Regions from separate parts of the Homo sapiens genome. Here region 1 is linked to region 2. A link is a loop called in an ENCODE intact Hi-C map of the cell type or tissue named here. Cell type or tissue: mammary epithelial cell. All regions are shown on one strand.

Region 1 (8,000 bases), 1.5 Mb before region 2:
ACCCTTTCCCAAGGGAGATGGCCATGTCCCTGATCCTGGCACTTGGCTCTGTTGACATGACAGAGGAATAAGGGCTAGGGTGGGAGTGGGTTTCCACATACCTCTGTCCTGGTTAAATTGTACAGTAGGGATGGCTCTCAGTCTGCAAGCTTGGACAGACCAGAAAGAGACATTTTTAACTTTCCTTCCAATTAAATGAAATTCCTGTCTAGGCCCCCATCCAGCTGGATGGCTAGATAAATGGATATCAGCTACCATCAGGGCTCCCACATCAGCTGGGTTGTGCAAAGGTCCTAGGGTCCTTTGCTAAAGCACTAAGAAGGGGCTGTTGGGTACCACTGAGATAACTTCTGCTTCATTTGATTGTCCTCTGTGGTCCAGCACCTTAGCCAACTCTTTTCAACTTTTAGGGCACAGAAAATTTCAGCAATACTGGAAGTCCCTGTTTGAGACAGAAGACATGGAGGTGACACCCATTATAAAAGGGGGTATCGTTTTAAGTCAAAGGGATTTAATCTCTAATTAGTACTAATACATTACTTCGATAATTTGATTAATTGATCTAAAAAATTAATCCCTAAGTCTGAAAAAATAATCTAAGTGGAATTGTGTTTCCTTTCATTCAATTAACATTCTGCTTCTATCCTTTTTGGAAAGAGAGCATATAAATAAATAAATACGTTCATCTTCATTAAACATTGAGCTCATGGTTCTCCAGTGCATAGTGAGCTGATGAAGACATTGATGTATACTGCAGCTGCACACACCTTCATAGAGAAGGCAAGCAGAAGCACAGCTCTGCTGCAGTGTCAGTAAGCACAGACAGGTGGGCAGCAACTGAAATTTGAGTAAGGATGTTTCTCTCACTGCTGCAGTCATAGCAAACTGGTATTGTCAGAATGACCTCAGGTGTGGGATACTAAGTTCTCTCTGTGAATTATGCAGGAATGAGTTGTCTCCTTTCCTTGTCTTCTCTAGTGTGAAATAATAAAAAAAAAAGATTCCTAGATTCATTTATTGAGAAATATTTATTGAAGTCTGCAAAGTACCAGGAATTTCCTATTCTTGTGGATATCTTCACTCCAGTGAGACAGATGATAAACAAATAATCAAATAGAAATAACTGATGGTTTTAAAATGAAACACGGAATGATTTTTAAAATAAGAAAAGAAATATCTGACAGTAATAAGTTTCATGAAAAAGTTATAGTCAAATGGTAGAACATGGAGGAGGAGTGTTTTTATGTGTTGGGGAAAGAGGGTGTCATATAAAATCTTTTTTCTTTGAGACAGGGTCTGGCTTTGTCACCCAGGCTGGAGTGCAGTGGCATGATCGTAGATCACTGCAGCCTTGACCTCCTGGGTTCAAGTAATCCTTCTGCCTGGACCTCCCAAAGTGTTGGGGTTACAGGCATGAGCCACCGCACCTAGCTCATGTGCAATCTTGAAGAACATTCCAAGCAGGAGCGATGGAAAAGTGCGATGTAGCTGCATCCTTGGAGTTTTAACAATAGCTAATTCTTACTGAGAATTAATTTATATAATACATAAATGAATAGACAAGATAAAAATGGTTGTGGCTCACACCTGCATTCCCAACACTTTGGGAAGCTGAGATGGGAGGATCACTTAAGCCAGGAGTTTGAAATCAGCCTGGGCAACAAAGCGAGACCCCATCTGTACAATCAATCCTCAATAATAATCAATAACAATCAATGAATAAATAAGAAAAAGAGTTTCCAGTGTCTGTTGCATAGGCAAAGCGAGGAAGGAGCAGAGGCCTGGGCTGGGCAGGGAAAGCATTTTGAACAAAACTCTTGTGGGAGGTATAGAGCTTCTTACTGCAAACCAGGGCTTGGGAATTCAAATGCTCACAGAGGCGTTAACACAAAGAAATAAAGTGCATTGTATGTGTGTGTATTATATGGATATGATTCCCAAGAAATAGGCTTTCTGCCATCATTTTTTTGAATATATGCTCTGTTTGGGCTATTACTATTTCCTACTTCCTTTTTCTTTTCTTTTCTTTTTTTTTGAGACAGAGTCGCCCAGGCTGGAGTGCAGTGGTGCCATCTTGGCTCACTGCAAGCTCCGCCTCCTGGGTTCACGCCATTCTCCTGCCTCAGCCTCCCGAGTAGCTGGGACTACAGGGGCCCGCCACCACGCCCAGCTAATTTTTTTTTTTTTTTTGTATTTTTAGTAGAGACGGGGTTTCACCATGTTAGCTAGGATGGTCTTGATCTCCTGACCTCGTGAACCGCCCGCCTCAGCCTCCCAAAGTGCTGGGATTACAGGCGTGAGCCACCGCGCCCGGCCACTATTTCCTACTTTCAGTAGAGACATAGATATAAAACATATTTCTCAAATGTAAGAAAAAGCTCAGAGCAACAACTGAAATTCAGACTCAGCATTAATGAGACAACAGAATATGCTGGGGACTGTGGAAAAATGGGAACAAGTCTGCTCCCTGTGGAGTCAGCTTTGGCAGGTATTAAGAGTTTTTAGAAATTATAGAAATCCTGAGGTGGGGTTGCCGGCACATGCCTATAATCCGAGCTACTTGGGAGGCTGAAGCAGGAGGATCACTTGAGCCCAGGAGTTCAAGATCAGCCTGAGCAACATAACAAGACCGTCTCTAAAAATTAAAAACAAAGAAAAGAAATTGTGATAATCCACATTTTTATGTGAAATCTGATTTTGAAACAATGGATATTGTTTTGTTTTTACAGTGTGCACGTCAAAACCACACCTATCTCCAGGCCGGATTGTCGCTGTGGCTTCTGGCTTGAGACCTTGGCATAGACATTTAAGAGCTCCAGGAGCTCATACCTTAGTTAAGGAGAAAATTCCAATAGCTCAGGAGCAATGAGCAGATTGTTTTTTAATCTCCCTTTGCCTATGCAACAGATACTGGGAAATCTTTTTCCTATTAATTATTATTGATCATTATCGATTGATTGATTATTGATTGTCCATCTTTTGGCATGCACGGAGTATTAGAACGTCACAGGAGGGAGAAAGCAAACAGATGTGGGGGTTTTGATGAACTCAAGAAGGTGGGTAGTGTACGAGCCATTAAATAATAGGTAAAATAGGAGTAAGTAGCAGCTAGAACAGGTGTTTCTGGAAGACCATATCTAGGAAAGACAAGCGTTGTAGTAGAACAAAGAGTTTGTAGGAGATTGATCTCCTGGGAACCAGATATATATAAGGGACTCTAAAAGGTCAGCGAGTAATTTGAAACCTGACCTCCTTCTATTGTCTGGAGTTCGTTCTCGCTGCCGGCAGCTAACCTCTGTGGTCAGGTTTGGGTTTAATTTTGTCTTTTGCGTTGTTTCAGAAATTGCTGGTGAAGACATTTCCCGCCAGGTGGCGATGTTCTCATTTGGAAAAAAAAAAGGCGCAAAAAAATGAGCAACTTTCTTTGTTTAATGATGCTGGCTGGATTGTCTGATCCCCGCCTAAGCCTAGGTTTATTAAAGCTAATAAAATAAAAACAGCTTACACACTTTTCCTTTCCTATTTATCTTATGGCACTTACTTCAGTTTGTGCCACGCCAAGCCCGTAATGTTTATGTCTGCTGCGGTTGCTAGGCAAACTGTATACAAGGAGAACATCTGTATTATTCTAAGGATTGTCTCTGGAAGCATCGCTGAAAAGAAGCATGAGTTAATAGGTGGTCAGAGAACTATGCTGAGAGTGAGGAGAAAAAAAATGAGCTTCCTCTTCCATATTCCAGCTTCTCAAGGCATATGGATTTCAACAGAAGACCTGCTGCAGAAAACCTGTTTATAACAAATAGAATATGGAACTATTTTAAACAGATAAGTTTTCAGAAGCTCAGCCCAAGAGCACCCAGCCAGAGGTGAATGGGCATTGGATTTGTCAGAGGCCAGTCAGCAGGGGACAAAAGCCAGAGCTGTGACCAGCTGTGGCCGCAGAAGGAGGGACAGTCAGCAGGCAGAGTTTAAAATTGTCATTTATTTCTTTGACCCCATGTAGATTTTTTTCCACTCCAAAAACACAGCATTGAATCCAGACAGTTCCTTAGGAGGGCATTGCCAGCCCTCACAGCAAGTAACAGTTCTAACGGTCCAAATTTCTTTGCAGAAATTATTTTCTTTTTGTTTTCTCCTTCCTTTTTTTTTTTTTTCTTCTTGCTTACACAGGCACTGGTCTGGCCCCTTCTGGAAGGAAGCTGGATAAGCCTGTCCCCTGTTTCCCCTGCAGCTTTTCTCTTGAGAAAGAGAAATAGGACTGTTCTGGGCACCATATGTTTTTTTCTCACCGTCATCCTTCTCAGCATGAAGGAAGAGGTTGGGCAGGAGCTGTGCAAAGAAGGAGAATAAGTTCAGGGGGCAGGGGAAAGGCACTTGAAAAGGCAAGAGATGGGTGCGGCTCTTCTGGAAAACAGGCAGATCTTTCTTCTGCCTCTTCAGCTCAGCTTGTCCCTGGCTGGCTCTGACTTTGTGCCCTCTTCTTTGACGTGGGAAGGATGATGGGCGCCAGCTCCTGTGCCGGGGGTGAGGAACTGCCTGAGAAGTGCTTGGTCTGAGGCCAGCAAGTGCAAAGTGTGCAGCAGGACTCGCTCCATCCCCTTTGATGTCAGGAATGAGTGTTAAAGTGATCTGCTTCGTGTATACCGCTCACATGTGCTGACCTGTGCTTCATTTCTCTCCTGCACAAGGCACTGGGGGGCTGAGATCCTCCTCCTAGCCCCAATTCTATTTTCTTCCTCCTACTTTTCACTGCTTTACCCAATTCTGGTTCTTATTTGTGTATATTCAGAACCTGCTTCTCTTCCCCCAGTGGGAATAAATACTGTGTTCTTCGTTTGTGGAGCATTTCTTGCCCTTCGCCATTGGCTCCTCACAGACCAGTGTCTCTCCATCTCTCTCCCTCTCTCCTCCACTGCTTTGCTATTGAATGGAAAGGTGATGCTAGGGACCAGCTATTTCCAAGCCTGCTGGAGCTCCCACTGGAAAAAAAAAATCCAGGCAAGCCTGCTTCTTGTCTGCATATCTGCACCAAAACCCCCTTCTTTGAGCAGACCTGGACCCTGCTGGGGTGGGGAGGGGTAGAAGAATGGGGAGAGCGAGCGAAAGATACAGACCAGGAGACCTGCCTCTAGCATCTGGCTGGAGAGAGGTGGCACCGTTCTTTGTCCCAGGGGGTTCTGCTGGGCAGTCACAGGGCGGGCCCAGGTGGCATGGGCATCCTCCACTCTGTCGCATTCTGCCCATAAGCTTCAACTATTGCCTCCTGACTGTAATTTTGATGTGCACCTTGCCCATAAGACTCCTTGTCTGCAATCAGCTGGTCAAGTTTATTGCTCAACTTGTGCCTCTGTGTTTGTTATTAGTGGGTCTAGCTTCTGGAGGTTTCAGCTGACCTTCCTAGCAAGAAATGCCAAGACTGAAAACCAGGGATGCATTCCCCAGTACAAAGGAGTGTGCAGCCAGCTAGCGGGGAGGCCCCACTGACCCCTGCTCACTGGGTACCACATACCTGCAGGTCTGAGGATCTCACTGGCCTGCTTGGTAATAATCTGGCATCTAGAACTTCCCAAACAGGCTGTACTGAAAGGGCTGTTTGCCAAAGCGGCTGGCTCTCTGAGCTGTCTGTTCTGGACTGCGATGTTACCCATGATTTTACTTTCAGGGCATGAGCTTGGGTTCAGCTACAAGGCTCAGGTGTGGTCTTTCCCTCTTGGCAGGGGGGATGGGTGAATTGCCATTTTCAAATCCCTGCCTGTGCCGAGCTTTGTGGTTGGCAGTAGTCTAGTCCAGTTGCACCAGGCTGAGCCTCATTCATTCAACAAACCTTGAGAGCCTCCCTGACACTCTTCTGGGCACTGTGGATTTAAGATAAGCAAGATAATGTTCCTGCTGCCATGGGCAATTTATTAGAATGGGAGTGGGTACAGGTAATAAATGGTACCTAAATAATGTGTCAGGTAGCAATAAGGCTAGGGGAAAAATGAAGTGAGGGAAAGGGGTGATCAGGGAAACCTGAGCAGAGAGCTGAGGGAGTGAGCCAAGTAGTTCTTAAGAGCTGGAACATTCCAGGCAGGGGGAGCAAAAAGTGCAAAGGTCCCGAGGTAGGTTTAGGAGGAATGCGTTAGAGCAACAGCAAAGAATCCAGTGCAGCTGTGATGAAGGTAGCAAGGAGAAACTGCTAGAAAAGGATGCTGGTGAAATGAAGGTAGGAACAAGGAAGCTATATAGGGCTTTGCAAACCCTGGTAGGGCTTTTGTGTCTTGTTTGGAGTGCAATATGAGGTTTCTGGAGGGTTTTGAGAAGAGGTATGATCTAGTACTTTGGCATTTTCAAAGGCTCATTTATTTTTCTCATTTTTTCTAATGGAGAACATGGTGTGTGAGTGTGTGTGTGTGTGCATGCAAGCACACGCATGTGAAGTTATGTGTATATATCTAGGTATGCATATATATTCATATATACATACAGTTAGGTGTATGTTATACATATCATTTGAAAATAATTGGAGTCAGTGTCTATAAGCCCCCTTTTCATTAAAGCTTTGCTACACACAGATCCCTATTCCTCAATTTATTTATCTATGAAAGTAGTAAACTCATTGTGGAAGAAAAAATGGGAGCCCAGAAACCCTTTGAGGCTCTGACACACCCCATAGGCTCCCTTGTATGTCTTAGCAGTGTGGTAACTTACACTCTCCCTTTCCTAGGCAGGAGGTAATAGCAGAGATGCTTGAGATGGTAGGGGGAAGGCTGGAGAGGGAACAGATCACCTGAGCAAGGCAAAATGACTTTTCAGATGTCCTGATAAATGTATTGCTCCATAAGAACACATGGGAAGGGCTGGTGTTCATCATTACACACCATGCTCGTTTCTCCACAAATGTAAAATGACTCAGGAGAGAGCCTTCTGGTGTTAATGAAGGACTACGTGTATTTTTAGAAGCATGGAGAATTAAAGAGGAGATTCACAATAAGATCGCAGGATGTTTTAGATAGAAAGTGTGTGTGTGTGTGTGTGTGTGTGCATGCGTGCATGTGTGGACATGTTTTTAAGATGGAGATTTCTGCAAAAATAGCTCTTATTGAAAACAGATTTTCAGATTCTATTTTAACTAATCTTTTTTTTTTAAGTTTCTGTGGAGCATAGTTTGTCCACATCAGGGAAATGCTCAGGTATTTTTGGCCAAAAATTTTAAAAGTTGGCTGCAAATCTATTTGTTCTACCGTAAGTATCCTCTTAATCGACCATCTATTAAAAGTTGACCGTAACTTACTGGTGAAACTGGACTCATCTGAAAGTATTTTTATAGATGCAGGGAGGAGTTTTATGAGCTTTTCTTTGAAATCTTTTAGTTAGGGGATAAACCCAAGGCTTCTCCAATCAAGTTCACCTGGATTCAAATGTTTTATAAATCAAAGTTGCATAACAGGACACTTCTGATTTCCTCTTAATGTGATTTGAATCAGCAATGTATGGAACATCAATCAAACAGTCTCTGTCAGGAACCTATGCAAAATCCCATCATTTTAGCTAAATACGGAGGAAAGAAACAACCAAAAGTTCAATCAAAAGTTGGCTTCCACAACAGCTTCCTCATGAGTCACTACAGTGACTCTTGCCCAGCTGTCGGCTCTAATCCCCTCTCCTTGCTACAGCCACTGGTGGTGGTCCTAAAAGGCCTAAATGACGAAGTTCTAAGTCCTTAAAGGGTACCTGGTGGTTGTCAGGCCACACCCTTCTTCAGGCTCACCTGAGCTGCCTCCTCTGTGGAGTCTGTTTCAGCCACAAGGATGTCCCACTCCTCTCTCCATTCCTCCCCCACTTCACACTGCCTGGCTCTGGCTCATCCCTGAGCCCCCACATGCTGAGTCTTCTACCCTTAGTGATTCCCCAACTCCCCCACCTCTGCAATGAATTTAATTCAAGCAGCTCTTTCCAGAGACACGTTTTCTGACCAGATGGCAGGACATTGAAGCCCGTTCTATGCTTTCTCTGCATGG
Region 2 (8,000 bases):
CACACGTGTTCCTAACTCCGGCTGAGAAAATGAGATCCAAGAAGCAAGCTTGAAGAGAAACTCCACGTGGATCTATCTAGATCAGTGCTTCTCAACCTAGAGGTGGTTTTGGCCTGCAGGAAACATTGGCAGTGTCTGGGGACATTTGTGCTTTTCAGGACTGTGGGGGGCAGGGGTGCTCCTGGCATCTAGTGGGCAGTGGCCAGGGACACTGCTAGACATCCTGTAAGGCCCAGGACAGCCCCCACAACAAAGAATTATTTGGCCCAAAATGGCAATAATGCCAAGGTTCAGAAACCAAGGTCTGGAACAATAGTGTGTGGCAAAGGTCAGCTCTCTAATCTACAAACTCTCTTTTTCTTGCCAAGATCAGAAACATGATATATGTAGGTCATGATGTTTTTCCGTTTTTCAAGTGGCAAAAAAAACCCTATGCAAGCCATCTTAAGTATAAAATGGGACTTATTGTACAAATAATTGATTAGGCAGGGCAAAACCCAGAGGTTCTAATGATGCCATCAGAAATAATCTCAGTATCTCTTTCTGTCTCCCTCCCCTCTTTCTTCCTTCCCTCCCTTCCTCCTTCCCTCTCTCTGTTCTTTTTTCCTCCTTCCTTTTTGTCTTATTCTGAAGTAGCCTCGCTCCTTGTGGAGGCTATAAAGAGCAACAGCTTATGTTCTGCTAAATTGATAACCTCAGGGCAAGAGCACTCCTTCCTGATACTTCATGTCATGATCTAGCAATTGGCTGGATTTTCCAACCTAGGTGACTTGACCACCCCTGAACCAATCACCATAGCCAGGAATGTAGCACTGTCATTGGTCACACCTGAGTCAGGCGTCCACCTGTAGAGTCAGGGTGAGTAAACCTACCCAGAACCATGGACTGAGATTGGGCTCCAAGGGAAATAGGGATGCTCTACGTGTAATTGTTTATTCAATCCTCACATCAGCCCTGGAACAAAGATAATACATTGTATCCATGGACAGGGAAGTCCCATTGAGAAGACAGCATGGCAGCATGACTGGGATGTGGTGTCAGGAGCCAGGCAGCCCAGGGTCAGTTCCCAGCTCTACAACTGACGCTAGGCAATGGTGTTTGGTTTCCTTGTCTGCATAGTGGGAAATGGCTTGTTTTGAGAATCAAATGAGTTAATACATATAAAGGGTTTTAAATCATGCCTGGGACAGACAGAAAGCCCTTGATAAGTGCTGGTGGTTGTTTCTGAGAATTAACCCAAGCAATCCAAGGGGTGCTTTTCACGTAACTTATGTAAGTTTTCTGTTAACTTGGATCGGATTTTATAATCCCATCCAAGTTTACAGAAGAAACTGAAATCCAGAAAAAAAATCTGACTTCTTTCAGATCATGCAGGTCTGTGGCAAATACAGGACAAAAGGGCCCACTTGTCCTGACCCCTGTCCAGGGCTCTTTTCACTGCCCCACGGACCCTTTGGAAGATTCAGTGCACTCTAAATTCCATCAGCCCCAACAGGTGGCCATCCACCCTGGAAGCCAGCCCATGTTGATTTTATAAACTTTCCATCCACCATGACATGCTGGCCTCCCCAAATATAAAGCATCCCCAGCCGTGATAGGGGTTGAGAGCCTCACCTTTCTCAGTCAACTGGGGGTCATCCTACTCCCGTGGCTGCACAAGGGGGAGGCGGTCACAGTTTTAAGGTTCATTCACACACTGCTCTGGCTTTCCGGCAGCCTCCTTCACTCTTTCTCAGGCTCCCTGGAAACCCATCAGCCCCATGATATTTATTACCTGCTCCTTCCATTTATGAGTTAGTGATGGAAAAAGAGAAGCTGTGTACTTCTTTCAGGCAGCATGAGAGGCAGAGAGAAGAAAAGGTTATGGCTGTGTTTACTTTACTTAGTGCTGTTTTCCAGGCTGCCTCCCAATTGACGCTCAACAGCAATCCAATAGCATATTATTAACCAAAGAGCTTTCTCAGATAAACACCAAACAGCTGCTATAATGACACACGACCTAGGTGGAGAGGCAAAGATAAATGCTAATTTTAAAATTAAATTGCTATTTCCCTGCATGTCTAAGAGAATGGGAAAAGAATGATGGGAATAAGTGATAGGAAGTAATGATGTAAATGGAACTGGGTCGTCTCTACCCATCCACAACGAGGTCAAAGAGAAAGGGCTGAGACTGTCTTAAGAATTAACATTATTGAACGTTTAACACATGCCAGATATGATGCACTGTGATGCACTGTTGCATTGTTTCATTTAATGCAACAACCCTATGTAGATATAGGTGCCTTTTTTTTTTTCTGAGACGGAGTCTTGCTTTGTTGCTCAGGCTGGAGTACAGTGGCGTGGTCTCGGCTCACTGCAACCTCTGCCTCCCGGGTTCAAGCAATTCTCCTGCCTCAGCCTCCCGAGTAGCTGGGATCCCAGGTGCATGCCACCACACCTGGCTAATTTTTGTATTTTTAGTAGAGACGGGGTTCATCATGTTGGCCAGGCTGGTCTCGAACTCCTGACCTTGTGATCCACCCACCTTGGCCTCCCAAAGTGTTGGGATTACAGGCGTGAGCCACTGCACCGGGCAGATATAGGTGTCTTTAGGATGGATCGTGATATGGTTTGGCTGTGTTTCCACTCAAATCTCATCTTGAATTGTAGCTCCCATAACCCCATGTCATGGGAGGGACCTGGTGGGAGGTAACTGAATCATGAGGGCAGGTTTTTTCCATGCTGTTCTTGTGATAGTGAATAAGTCTCATGCCATCTGATGGTTTTATAAAGGGCAGTTCCCCTGCACACACTCTCTTGCCTGCCACCACGTAAGACGTGCCTTCGCTTCTCCTTTGCCTTCCACCATGATTGTGAGGCCTCCCCAACCATGTGGAACTGTGAGTCCATTAAACCTCTTTCCTTTATAAATTACTCTGTCTTGGATATGTCTTTATTAGCAGCATTAGAAGGAACTATACAGCTCTCCATTCTACAGTTGAGAAAACTGGGGCTAAAAGAGATGAAGTAATTGGGACAAAGTCATAAGTGGAATAAGTGGAGAGGCCAGGATTTGAATCCTGCCAGACTGGCTCCAAATCCCATGAGATTAAGCATTATGCTAAATTACCTCCTGGGCCTGTGCAGAGGGCTGTAGCATTTGTCAGATTTGAAGGTATATTTTGAGTTAATCTGTCACTTACCTAACAAAATATTTACCAAGTCCCAGTTGTTAGCCAATGAGATGGGAATCACAAAACGACCTAGAACACTCTCTTGCTTTTTTCTAAGAACAGCTTACACATAACCTTCCAGAGGGAAATCAGGACTCTTCTGAAAGAAAGACTAATACAGCACATCAGTTGGAGGTCCAGCATTTTCTTTTTGGGTTACCAAGGTCCATTCAAACCTGGAGACCATGTAGCTCGGTGGTTAGGCCGTTGAGAGACCCAAGTTTAAACTCCAGGTTCTCCTCTCATATGCTGGATGCCATCTCAGCAAAGTGACACAACCTCTTTAAGCATTTTTCCTTTTAGCGTAAAATAGAGAAAATAATCATATCTACCACTTGCGGTTCTTGTAAGGATTAAACAAAGATCTTTATCATTCTGCTGAAGTTCGAGTTTGCCTGCAGGAATTAGGCTACTGACTTCTACCCTGCTGTTCTTAACTGTCAAACATAGTTTTGCCATCACCCAAGTGTCCCTGGCCTAAGCATCCCTGTAGCCAGTCATGGAAATCTTTTTGTTGCAGCCTGTGCCCTCTGGTGGAACCTAAAACCATCTGCACCCATTGCTCCAAGGAGATGGCTCAGCTCAAGCCTGGTGAAGTTCCACGCACAGTGCAGCTGCACAGTGGCATCAGTGGATGCTATCATCATCATGAAATCCAAACTGATTTCCCTACTAGGAATTGGAATAAGGATATTGATAGGGCTGTCTTTCTCCTTCCTCAAAACTCCTCACACTGGTGGGCTGAGATCTCCTATAGTCAAGTTACCTCTGACTGTCCTAAGTCTCCATTCAATACAGTAGTTAGTACAAACCCTGCCCGCAGCAATAATAGCCAACATTTTTAGCACATAACTAATCCCAAGCACTGAGCTAAGCACTCCATAAACATAAGCCCAGGGAAGCCTCAGCACATCATCACAAAGTAGAGATGGTTATCATTTGCACTTTACATGTGGAGATACTGAGGCTCAGAAAGGGCCTTTCTCTTGCCCCCAGATCACACTCGCTGGAGGTAACAGAACTGGACTTCAAGCCAAAGTCTGCTGGCTGCAGAGCCTGAGATCACAGCCATTCTGCTAGGGGTCAGAGTCTGTCTGCAGCAGTGAAGGTCCATGGCAGCGTGTTCCTGGCTGCTGCCTTCAAGTGCCCTTCAGAAAAAGTGAAACTCACTCTAAGAATCTCAGAGGCTGAATCAAAAGCCCCCTAGTAATATTCTGTGCCCTCTAGGTTTCTAAATCCTGTTATCCTCCAGCCAAGAGGCGTGGCTCAAGCATGTCTCCACCTGTGATGATTAGCATAGCCTGTCCTCTGTCGAGACCCAAAGTCAACACTTGACTACATAATTGCTCTATTAGTCTCTTTGAGTCAAAAAAGACCAGCCGGTGCGGTGGCTCATGCCTGTAATACCAGCACTTTGGGAGGCCAAGGCGGGCGGATCACGAGGTCAGGAGATTGAGACCATCCTGGCGAACACGGTGAAACCCCGTCTCTACTAAAAACACAAAAAAATTAGCCAGGTGTGGTGGCGGGCCCCTGTAGTCCCAGCTACTCGGGAGGCTGAGGCAGGAGAATGGCGTGAACCCGGGAGGAGGAGCTTGCAGTGAGCCAAGATCGAGCCACTGCACTCCAGCCTGGGCGACAGAGCAAGACTCTGTCTCAAAAAAAAAAAAAAAAGAAAGAAAAAAGAAAAAAGAAAAAGACCTCAATCCAGTGGATTAAGAGGGGGAAAATGCCAGTAATAGGCACATACAATTGGAAAGTTCAGGAGTAGAGACTGTTAAAGCAAACTAAATATGGCCTGAGAAGGACTCTGTACTTCTATATTCGAGTCCTTGTGGACGAACTGCAATCTAGCTTAGTAAGTAGACAAGACTGAAAACCTAACTTAGGAGTAGGCGCCTGTAACAATAGCTGAGTCTTGGCCAATCCCAGCGGTCATACTTCAACTATTCATACACTGCTGAGTGTTCAGACTGTGTTCAAATAAAGCAAACGCCAAGCTGTAACCAATCCAGCCGTTCTGTACCTCATTTCCGATTTCTGTACGTCATTTCCGATTTCTGTACGTCATTTCCCTTTTTTTCTCTATAAATCTTCTTCCACCATGTGGCTGCGCTGGAGTCTCTGTGAATCTGCTGTGATTCTGGGGGCAGCCCAATTCGTGAATCATTCATTGCTCAATTAAACTCCTTTAAATTTAATTTGGCTGAAGTTTTTCTTTTATTAAGGCTAACTCAGAGAAGGACCCAAGCCCTCAAAGGGCTCCTGTGACGTCTACCCCATGCTAGGTGTTGGCTTTATTCACAGGTATGCTTTCCCTTCCCAATAGCAAAATGGCTGCCAATAGGCCGAGGCAGACACCCTAGCAGCTCAGCAATCCCTGTGGAAACTGAGTTTCTCTGCTCTGTAATTTCAGCAGCCATCTCAGTTTGCACTCCATTGGTCCACTTGGAGAATCACATGCTAATCCCTGAACCAATCACTTCCTGCAACCAGGAAGTATAGTCATCTGAGTGCACAGAGCTGGATCATGTGAGCAGCCCTGGGACCTGAGGATGGGAAGCTGGGAAAGCACCATCCGAGAGGGCCCAGACAGAGACAACTGGAGGTGTGGCCCCTCACATAGAAATTGAGGGAAATTTCCTCAATTCTTCCCAGATGGAAATCTTCTGCTGGCACCAGAAGCAGCAGCATTAGATGCCAGACAGACAAGAGCCACACTGTCTCTTTTCTTCACTCTCCCAATCAAAGGCACATCATGCCAGATCCTCTTTCCCCTGACTCATTTCTCCTGACTTTATCCTATGATTTGCGAAGCAGCACAATGTAGTGGACGTTGTATAACTCCGGGGATACTTTAAGAGAGGGAGGAGGGGAAGAGAGAGAAATGACTTCATTCTTTTCCCAAAGTTTTGCGGCAGCTCAGAGGTCTCTGGTTTATGGACACACATTAAAGAATCTTTTCATGAGGACTGTTTTATGTGAGAAAGCCATTTGAGCAAGGAGGCACTTGGCTGCTCCTTCTAAATGAAAGTTTTCAATTAGTCTGAAGAAGTTAATTACATCGTTCTTTAATAACTGCACTTGTGATTCTACAAATCCTCTATTAATTGATTCAACCATATGCCCCCAAACTAAGAACCAGCAAACAGGTAGAAAAAGACCAGGGAAGAAGAAAGGGGGGTGAGAGAGTCAAAGATAAAGAAGGGCTGTATTATCTGCTGGGTAGACAAGTTATAAAGGCAAGCGTGGGAGAATTCTTGAAAATTGTGGGTGGTGAGAGATTTGGGAAATTCATCCTATAGATCAAATAACCTTTGCAAGCTGCTTGCAACATACACAATACTAGCAGGATGCACTGTGCAGCAGAATCTCAAAAAGAAAGCAATTCTATAGAGCTTGATCTAGACAATTAAAAGGAGCTACTGAATCCAAGGTAGTTTTGGAAGAGGCTACAAATAGCGACTTTTCTGTTTTGTAGAGAAGATCATTAAAGGGGAAGTCAGAAGCCAGGAAATTCCAGTCCCAGCTTTGAAAAAAAGCCGCTGCTCCATTCACCTGAAGCTCACAGTTGTAGGGATATTTAACATAAGCATCAAACTGGCCTGGGTTCAGATCCTGGCTCTGCTACTGCCTAGCCAGGTGACTCTCGGCATGGCATTTCACCTCTTTGAGTCTCAATTTCCTTATCTAGTAAATGATAGAAATAAGCTTATCTATATCACAGGGGTCTTGCAATAGTTAAATGATTAAATAATGCATACAAACTGTTGAGCATTGTTCTAGAACATGATAAGGATTCAGTAAATACTCAGGATTGTGTTCGTCGGTTGTTATCCTAATAATATTGTGTAACAAAGCACTCCAAAGCTCAAGGACATCCAACAACAAGCACCAGTCTCTTACACACACATCTGCAGGTTCGCTGGAATTGAGCTGGGCCTGGTTTCAAGATGCAGGTTGGGTCCAAGTCCACTCCATGTGTCTCTGATCCTCCTTGGACTTGTGGCTACTGAGGCTTGTTCTACTCATAGAGAACAGCAATAGCTGAGTAGGGAAACTCCAACCACAGGAGCAAATTTCAAGACTCTGCTTACATCTGCTAACTGGCCATTGGCCAAAGCAAGCCACATAGCCAAAACGAAAATCAAGAAACAGGGAAATATACTCCAGCCATGGAGCTAGGAGGGAGGGGTTTATATTTGCCAAATAATTAACTAATCTAGCACAACCATTTTAGTTCTATTTGATGGGCACACAAATTATTGCCCAGCAAGCCAGGATATGATGAGTATCAAATGAGAGGTTGTTATAGACTGACTTGAGTACCTCCCAGAATTTATATGTTCAAGCTCTAGCCCTCAATATGACTGTGTTTAGAGATGGGGGTCTTTAAAAGGTAACTGAAGTTAAATGAGATCATGGTGGGATCCTAAATGGTTTGGCCATTTCCTCACCCAAATCTCATCTTGAATTTACTATAATTCCCACTTGTTGTGGGAGGGACCCGGTGGGAGATAATTAAATCATGGGGGCAGTTTTCTCCATACTGTTCTCATGGTAATGAGTAAGTCTCATGAGAGCTGATGATTTTATAAGGGGTTTCCCCTTTTGCTTGGCTCTCATTTCTCTCTTGCCTGCCACCATGTAAGATGTGCCTTTCGCCTTCCACCATGATTGTGATGCCTCCCCAGCCACGTGGAACTATGAATCCATTAAACCTCTTTTTCCTTATAAATTACCCAGTCTTGGGTATGTCTTTATGGACAGCGTAAAAACGGACTAATG

Evidence for each region. Peaks named below come from ENCODE experiments on the same cell type or tissue, not always from the same donor. Only the 100,000 strongest peaks of a DNase experiment are listed, where the experiment ranks them.
Region 1: it touches region 2 in a loop (17-fold over the local background); 17 of 110 quality-filtered maps call a loop at or near these places.

What each region holds. Positions count from the first base shown.
Region 1 is chr20:54,677,662-54,685,661 of GRCh38, forward strand. No RefSeq gene overlaps it. Among named protein-coding and RNA genes, the nearest start is that of DOK5, 210 kb to the left of the region's middle. In mammary epithelial cell, a CTCF peak has its summit at 3,358 (motif pointing right); no DNase peak of the experiment used is centred here; H3K27me3 peaks cover 222 bases.
Region 2 is chr20:56,167,531-56,175,530 of GRCh38, forward strand. It overlaps LOC105372680 (a long non-coding RNA gene), which reads right to left and starts at 2,251. Exons shown (of 4, transcript XR_936893.3): 1 at 1,615-2,251. In mammary epithelial cell, a CTCF peak has its summit at 3,751 (motif pointing left); no DNase peak of the experiment used is centred here; H3K27me3 peaks cover 240 bases.